Regions from separate parts of the Homo sapiens genome. Here region 2 is linked to region 1. A link is an interaction called in ENCODE POLR2A ChIA-PET data of the cell type or tissue named here. Cell type or tissue: PC-9. All regions are shown on one strand. Links, peaks and the distances in the headings refer to the core of each region. The heading gives the core; the rest is flanking DNA.

Region 1 (4,402 bases), core at 293-4,292:
CCTCGTCAGTAGTAGTTATAATATAATAGCACATTGGCACTGAAGCTCACCCTGGCTCAACATGCCATGTATCCTATGTGCATTACTCACCCAATCCTCCCAGTGACCCCATGAAATAGTGACCATTATTAATTCGGTTTTATAGATAAATTAACTCTCTCACCCAAGGCCATACAGCAGAGCTAGGACTCTCATCCCTGACTGCAGAATATCTGGGATAATTTGCCCAACTCTCTTATATTCTCATCCCTTATTCATAAGATACAGAGATGAAACAAAGCTTCCATGGCCCTTCCCAGCTCAAGTTATGGCAAGACTGTAATGCTATGACTGCCTAGAGCCTGGACTTTGTCTCCCTTCTCTGTCACCTGAAGCCTCCCAAATATTAGATCTGAGGCTTTTCTGCTCAGCCCAGAAACGCTAATGGCTTAGCCCAAGACTTCATGGCTCTGCCACTTCCTTCTGTGCTTCTAATTTGGAAATCCTGGAACCCAAATCAGCTTGCTTGTCAACAGTGATCAACAATCCTTTCAAGTGTCTTGGTAAACATCTCTTCCCTTTCCCCACAAAGGCCGAGGCACAACTTCACACTCTCCTCACATCCTTCACTCACCCCATCCCATGGCCCCCACCCTTTCTGAGACCTAGGTTCATGGAGATATATGAGAGGTCTTCAGAAATTTCATGGAAAATGAGTATTATGAAAACACTATGCATAGATTTCAAAAATTTTTTGTACCAAAATAAACTAAGTTGTTTTAACATATCTTAACCGGATCTAGTTTGAGGTACTAAAAAACATAAGACATTAGTTTGAGAAGAGCCCCCATCAGAGCAACATGAATGCTGTTAAAATTAAAGCAAAAACAAACCTCAAATTTATGGTGAAGCTTGTGTGGAAGAATGACAATTTATGAAAACTTTATAGGGAAAATGCCTCAAGGAAATTAGCAGTTTACAAATGGATAACCTGTTTTAAGAAGAGGCAAGAGGATGTTGAAAATGAAGGCCACAGTGGCAGACCATCCACATCAATTAGTGAGGAAAAAATTAATCTTGTTCATGCCCTAATTGAAGAAGACTGATGATTAACAGTAGAAAAAATAGCCAACACTATAGGCATCTCAATCAGTTCAGCTAACACAGTTCTGACTGAAAAGTTAAAATTGAGCAAACTTTCTACTTGATAGGTACCAAAACTGTTGTGCCCATATCAGCTACAAATAAGAGCAGAACTTTCAGTGGAAATTATCCAAGTGAGATCAAGTGAGGTCAAGATCCTGAGACATTTATTCAAAGAATTGTAACAGGAGATGAAGCATGGCTTTCCTAGTACTGTCTTGAAGACAAAGCACAATCAAAGCAATGGCTACCAAGAGGAGGAAGTGGTCCAGTCAAAGCAAAAGTGGACCAGTCAAGAATAAAGGTCATGGCAACAATTTTTTGGTATGCACAAGGCATTTTGCTTGTTGACTTTGTGTAGGACCAAAAAACAATAACACCTGCTTTTTATGGGAGTATTTTGAGAAAGTTAGCCAAGTTTTAGCAGAATAATAACCAGGAAAGCTTCATCAGAGTCCTTCTCCAACATAACAATGCTCCTGATTATTCCGCTCATCAAACAAGGGCAATTTTGCAAGACTTTCAATGGGAAATCATTAGGCACCCAGCTTACAGTACTGATTTGGCTCCTTCTGACTTATTTTTGTTTCCCAATCTTAAAATCTTTAAAGGGCATCAATTTTTCTTCAGCTGATAGTGTAAAAGACTGTATTGACATGGTTAAATTCCCAGGACTTTTGCTTCTTTAGAGATGGACTACATGACTGATATCATTGCTTACAAAAAATGTCTTGAACCTGATGGAGCTTATGTCAAGAAATAAAGTTTTAATTTTTTATTGTTATCTTTTTTGGAATTTTTGATATATATATATTTTAATCTTCTAATCCCTTTTTTTCCACAAGCTTTTTGAAGTCTCCTCATATGAGGCAATGCCGTGTAAAGTGCTTCAAGTTTCTCTTCCTTTCAATCTTCTCTGTGAACTTCTGTGATTCCCAAGGCAGAATCAGGTGCTCCTTCCTCTATCACATGTGGCCCCTCTTCATTTGTAAGGAAGACTCTAGGGATCTTTTATATCATAGTATTATTACTTATCATTGTATTATAACTGTTTGTCTTCACCAGATTATGAAATTGAGGGTCATGTTTATCAAACACAGGGTCATGTTTATTTTTCTAGCTCCAGCAAATTACCACAGAGCCTGACACACACACCACAGTCTCCATGAATATGGCAAAGTTTTTGCAGGATAAAAACTTAATATTATATGCATTTTAGAAAGATCATTCTGACAGCAACATGGAGGATGAACTGAGAGGAGTGAGATGTCAGACAGGGAGAACAGTTAAGAGGCCATAACCCAGGCCCCAAATAGCTGGGATCTGAATCAGGGTAGGGGGAGCAGAAGGTAGATACAATTGGGCAATTCTTGGAACCAATTTGATATTGAGGGTGAGGGAGGTGGAGCTTTATATATTGTAGTTCCTGGTTTGGGCAAATGGATGGATGCTGTTGCCACTGATTGAGATAAGAAATCGTTAATTGACAATAAAATATCAAGCTCCATTTTAGTCAGGTTGATTTTGAGGTAAATTTTTCAGTAGATAGTTGGCTATTTGGATTTAAAATATAGAGGAGAGGTTTGGGTTAACAATATATTTGGAATGCACCAGGATCTACAAAAATCATACCCTTAAGAATTTCAAGACAGAAGAAAACAAAATTATTAGTAAGAGATGACATTATTTGATGAAAAAATATATATATGCCCTTAGGAAACATAGTTTTCTGTGTTGCCCTTTCCTTCTTTATTGAACTGTCTTCCATTTCTACAGGAGTACAGCATAAACCATCTAAACACTATGGGAAATGGTTGTCTTCTATGAAGTATGTTTTCAAGGACCCACATTGCAATTCCCTTAGCTGGATAGGGGATGCCAAACGGCAACCCAGAGCCCTGATGAATAGGGCACTTCCTACTAGAGATTCAAAGAATCTTTCTCACAAAAAGGAAAGAAACCAGATTCTATTAACCAAGTTGAGCCCTGACACTGAAGGGATTTTTCTGTCTATAAAGGTGAAGAAAAAGAAAGAATATTTTAAATAATTCTTAAGAGGTGGTGTGGTTACTTTTTTTTTTTTTTTTAGGTTTTTAGGAGTCTTGCTCTTGTTGCCCAGGCTGGAGTGCAGTGGCATCATCTTGGCTCATTGCAACATCCACCTCCCAGGCTCAAGCAATTTCCTGCCTCAGCCTCCCAAGTAGCTGGGATTACAAGTGCCTGCCATCATGCCCAGCTAATTTTTGTATTTTTAGTAAAGGCAGTGTTTTACCATGTTGGCCAGGCTGGTCTTGAACTCCGGAACTCAGGTGATCCGCCTTGGCCTCCCAAAGTGCTGGGATTACAGGTGTGAGCCACCATGTCCAGCCGATTACTTTGTAATAATAACACAAGATAGCAGCCAGCAGGTTATCCCATAGAGTTTGTGTATCTGGACTGCTGCAGGCTTTTTAATTTACTCAAATAATTTAAATTTCAGTCCTAGTAAATCTAAAATTAGGTTTATCATTCAAAAGTTGCTGGAATGAATGTTTCCATCAGCTAGTGAGATCTTTGTTCTGGTGCAGGACAGCCCAGAGTATTTGCTTCTGGTCACAATGGACCATCAAAGAAAATGTCCATGACCTACAAACATTTTCTTGCATGTGCAGACAAGAATACTTGAATTTCCAGAATCCAAAGATAAAGGAGTAAAACAAACAGCAAGGCACATAAGCATTTGCATTTTTACACTAAAATCTATTTATCTCTCTATCCTTAACAAATGGAAGTCATCAGTTAGGAAGAAAAGAATCCTAAATAGCTAAGAACACTAATAAAATTGCAGAATTTTGAAGAACAAAGAAATGATGAATTATGGACTCTTTTTGTCATGAATCACGGATAAACTGCTAAAAATTAAATAATTTCTTAGAGCTGTTTGTAAAAATTTGGGGACAAAGCCTAAGAAGTATTTATTTAGAAACTTTAAACAGCTGGCCAACAGGCATCACCTGAATTTTATTACTACAATGTCAGTAGACAAAGCAACCAAACTGAGAATAAAGGAGAATCTGATACACCAACAGATGATGATTTTGGTGGAAAGCAAAATGCAACAACAAATGGATATTGTTAAATTACTGGGAGAGGAAATTTCCGAAGCAGATCATTTCACTAGTGGTTCAGAACAGAATAAACAACAATGCCTTGAAAGAAATTGCAAATATTGTGCTTTGGACAAATGCTTAAATTGCACTCCAAGAAATAAAGGCTTTAGGATAATTTCTATTTCTTTTAA
Region 2 (4,402 bases), core at 265-4,264, 63 kb after region 1:
GGGTCAGAGGTCTAAGTAAACATGGTGGTTTCTGTTTGATCTTCCTCTTGTTGAACTCAGTCCAAGGAGGGAGCCTCTAAAAAGGCAATCACAGTTCCAGTAAGCAGTTCTTGTAAGCAATAAGCAGTTTTGGGCTAGAACTGGGTGGGTCTGGGAATAGCTCCCGGAAGATCAACCTCGAGCCTGCTCCTTTAGCCTTTCCAGTGATTTTATGAACACAGAATTTCATATGTGAAATCTCTTCTCTTTAAATTAGCTTGAGTGGCTTCTGTTATCTGGTATCAAATTCTGGCATATGCACACATAGGTTTGAGAAAAGAAATAATTTTTATCTGAGGAATACAAATCTTTTTAATTATTAGGCCCAGAGAGACATTAAAAGGAGGCCACAATCCCACACCCTACTCCCCTCTTTGAGCTAAGTATTCATCTCTTGACACTGCTTGCTATTGCCACAAGTAGCTGGAAATTAACTTAATAATGCCACACCAGACACTATAACACACACTCTGTAGTTTATAAATGTGTAGCCAGTCACTAATCAATGTTCTTTGTGTAAACCAATGAGAATTTCTGACAAACAGTTTTGTAACAGTCCATTTCCTTCCCCATTTTTTGCCTTTAAAAATCCACTTGTAACTTCTGCTAATTGGAGCGTATATTCAGGGCAACTTGAATCTATGCTCCTGGGTTGCAATCCTCAGGCTTGGCCCACATAAACTCTCTGCTTGTATTAATTTTGCCTCAGCTTCATTCTCTTAGGTCAACATATCCAATAAATATTTATTCATTGAGAACCACTAGGATAATGAACATCTACTTCACAGGTTTGTTGTGAGAGGCCCAAATAAATTAAGATGTGAGAGGGCTTTGTAAACTATCAAGTGCCTAAAGTTCCACAGCTGCTTAAGAGTGATGTGTTTTATCATTTTGTCCTCCATGAGTCTCTAGCCTCAAGCTTCAAGACACATTTGACTCCCTGCTCCCAGTGCTCTCTGCTCTGCCTGCTTTTCATCCCTCAGCCTCTTCTTCTAGACTTGTCTTCATTTTCAGCACATGAGGGGAGTCTTCCTGACACCCCAAAGCTGATTCATTGTCTCCTCCATGTGACCTGATGCCCTCCTGTGCTTACTCCTCACATTCATCTTTCTAACTCTAAGTGACCGTGTTACATTTGTCACTTCTAGCAGGGTGCCCGGCACCTAGCAATGGCTTCATAGGTATTTGTTGAATGAATGAATGAATGAATGAATGAATGCAGATTTGGCTGCAGTGATGTAATGGTTTCTTAGGGGCCTCACTGGACCTACAGGTCAAATTCCTTAGTTACTGCATGTCAGACCCTTCCCCTGTGCAGTCAGTGGTGTCAGTTCAGCTCTGGTCTTAAAGCATTTATCGTAAAGTACCCATTCTTGATTTTTAAGTATTCAGGCTTTGGGGGGCATCAGGCATTGTGTACACTGTGAACTAGTGCTTTCCTGATATTTAGAATACTGAGTCTCTGTTCAAATCTTCACAAATCTGTAGCTATGAACTTATTTACATAAACCCAATTCCCTTATTTAAGTACTTCAACCTTAGTAAATCTTAGGTAAATATCAGAGCAGATAAATGCTTTTGAAGCAAACTTTAAAGATAAATTCACAATTCTTTTTTTCTCTGAAATTTGGCTCCTACAATCCCTGCTCATTCATTATGGTTCCCTACCTCCCTTGTAGCCAAGGATTCAAAACAGTGTTGGGTTTCCTTCTCTTCCTACTCAACATTTTGTTAATGTCACTCCAAACAGTTTATTTTTAAAAGCTAAGCATCTCTCTCTCTCTCTCTCTTTCTCTCTCTCTCTCTCTCTCCTTCTCTCTCTCTCTCTCTCTCCTTCTCTGCCCCAGTCATATATATATATATATATATATAATTTTGGCAAAATATACAGAATCTATGCATGCCCTAGTCTCTTCATTCATTCAGTGAGCATCTACTGGGAACCTGCTATGGGCTGGGCGGCCAGAATACAAAGATGACTCATGATTTTGGTACTCAAAGCACTCACAGCCTGAGCTGGGCCTGCAGAAAAATATGACTATAATACATTGTGGTAGGAGGAACATATGAGTCACACAATTTTATGGGAGCACAGGAGAAGGAATGGCGCCTAACTTAACCTTGGGGTGGCAGTGGTTAGATAAATAATCTGGAAAAGGTGACACCTAAGTCAATTGAGGAAAAGGAGCTTCTAATATTGCATTTGTTTGTTTTTTAGGAGGCATGCTTTTTTAATTAAAAAAGGATATATGTTCATTATAAATTGGTTTTAAAATATTTGTAAAATATTTGTAAAAATGTATAAGAAAGTTGAGGGAAAAGTTGCAAAAGACTCTAAAACAGACCTGACTTTGAAATGGACTCTGGGTATCTTCAGTGAAAAACTAGGTGTTATCTAGCTACTCTTCTAGGTGACCTGATTCTGTGGGGTCTCTGTATCTTACATTGCCTTTGAGCTATTTACAACTCAAGAGTTTTAGATAACTAATAAATATTTGCATCTATCCATAGATGCATATAAATTTCATCTGGAGGAGATTCAATTTTCCTTCTACACTGGAGGAAATCAGCTTTGCATCTATTAAACAAACTTATTTTACTCTTCCCTTTGTCCTATATATGTGTGGTTCTTTGAATTTACCTTTGAATCAGTTGTAATGGCTTTGTGGTTCCCCTCATTAATTAATGAGTTTTTTAAATGTTGACACTTGTTCATTTTACATTTGTATGGGAGTCATTATCTTACCTTCTCAAAAATTATCCAACATAAGAAAAAATTTGATATTTCACTGTTAACTATTATTATTATTTTGCCATTCTTTAAGTCACCTCTCCAAATAGCCATTGTCATATAATAGCTATGTGTTCAATTTTGCATGAATGGGACCACAGTATACATGACTTGTTTTTTTTTAAATTTTTCAGGGCTTATTCTTGAAGGAGAATGGAGTAAGGAGTTTGGAAATATAGAAGGCCATACCAAGCAAGGAAGTTAGCACGTGTAAGGGCAAGGGGGAGAAAAACAGCGCAGAGTGAGAGAAACTACCAAGAGTTTGTTATCCTTGGAACAGCAAGTATGAGATGGGGAGTGGCTGGAGATGAAGCTATAGAATTGGTCAAGGGCTGGATAGTGGTGGTTATTGCATGCCAAAACAAAAAGCTTAGACTTTACGTAGAGGGCAAATGGGAGTTACTGAAATTTAATAAGAAATGCAAAGGGGTCAGATATTGATATGGTCAGATTTTTGCCATATAGAGACAACGTTAGCATGTGTGTATATGCAGGTGCACTTATTTGATGTGGCAGCCAGGAGATTCTTGCAGCAAGAGATACTAAGGTCTTGTGCCCATCAGATACTGTCAGGAAATAGATGGCATATTTAAATTGGGTAAATTGAAGAGAGTTTCATGAAGGGGCTATTTAAGAGGCAAAGTATGGGGTAACCACAAGAGATAGTGCAGCACTGGAGCCAGGCACAGGGAGGTTTTAATACCATCCAGGCCTGAAAGTGCAAGAGGAGGAAGTGAGTTACCCCAACAAGGACAAAAACAGACGGCTGCCTGTCAGGGGCTGTGACCTTTGGTTAAGTGTCATAGTAAGCCAGAGACACCCCTGCAGAAGGAAACCATGTGAATAAATACCACAACCGCATTTCCCTCCTTTCCTCTGATCTATCGGGTTCTCTATTAGCAAAACCCTTCTGGAAGTGAGATGTCATCCACACAGCTCAGCCTCCAAGAGCATGGAACAGAGTGGAGCATGCGCCTGGAGGGGCCAGTAGAAGGTATCCAGCCAGGCCCTGAACTAGTCAGAAGTAGTATAGATGCAGAAAATAAGTTAGATTTGGGAAATCTAACTTTATTAGTTAAAATTATCAGCCCTTCGTGAGAAATTGGTCACCCTCGGAGCAAAAGGAGCTAAAAACGAGGCCCAGTTTTCCAGCTTGGGCACCTGAGTACTTAAAATGTGAATTTCATGTTAGTGCATTATATTGACGACATAATGTTAACTGGACATGATGAGCAGAAGTCAAAGGAACTCTGAATGTCTAAGTAATACATATGTGCCTCAGAGGGTGAGAGGTAAATCCTACAGAGATCCAGAAACCCATCACATGAGTGGTTTTTAGGATTCCAGTGGTTTGAGGCATATTGAGACTTTCATTCAGAGTTGAAAGACAATGAAAATTTGGTAGTGCTCTTCAGGTTTGGGGGACATTGCAAACCATTCTTGGAAATTCTGCTGCAACCTATTTATTGGGTGATTATGAAGGCTGTCAGTTTTGAGTGGGGCCCAGGGTAAGAGAAGGCTCTGTGGCAGGTGAAGATGTTGTATAACCAGCCCTGCCACTTGGGCCACAGG

Evidence for each region. ChIA-PET counts read pairs that join two places held together with the same protein. Peaks named below come from ENCODE experiments on the same cell type or tissue, not always from the same donor. Only the 100,000 strongest peaks of a DNase experiment are listed, where the experiment ranks them.
Region 2: POLR2A ChIA-PET joins it to region 1 with 8 read pairs; 2 of 35 experiments call an interaction of 5 or more read pairs at or near these places.

The regions. Positions count from the first base shown.
Region 1 is chr14:23,764,710-23,769,111 of GRCh38, forward strand. It overlaps the pseudogene SUZ12P2. Among named protein-coding and RNA genes, the nearest start is that of DHRS2, 130 kb to the left of the region's middle. In PC-9, for the core only: no CTCF peak of the experiment used is centred there; no DNase peak of the experiment used is centred there.
Region 2 is chr14:23,828,204-23,832,605 of GRCh38, forward strand. No RefSeq gene overlaps it. Among named protein-coding and RNA genes, the nearest start is that of LINC00596, 73 kb to the right of the region's middle. In PC-9, for the core only: no CTCF peak of the experiment used is centred there; a DNase peak (open chromatin) is centred at 2,088; H3K27ac peaks cover 1,712 bases.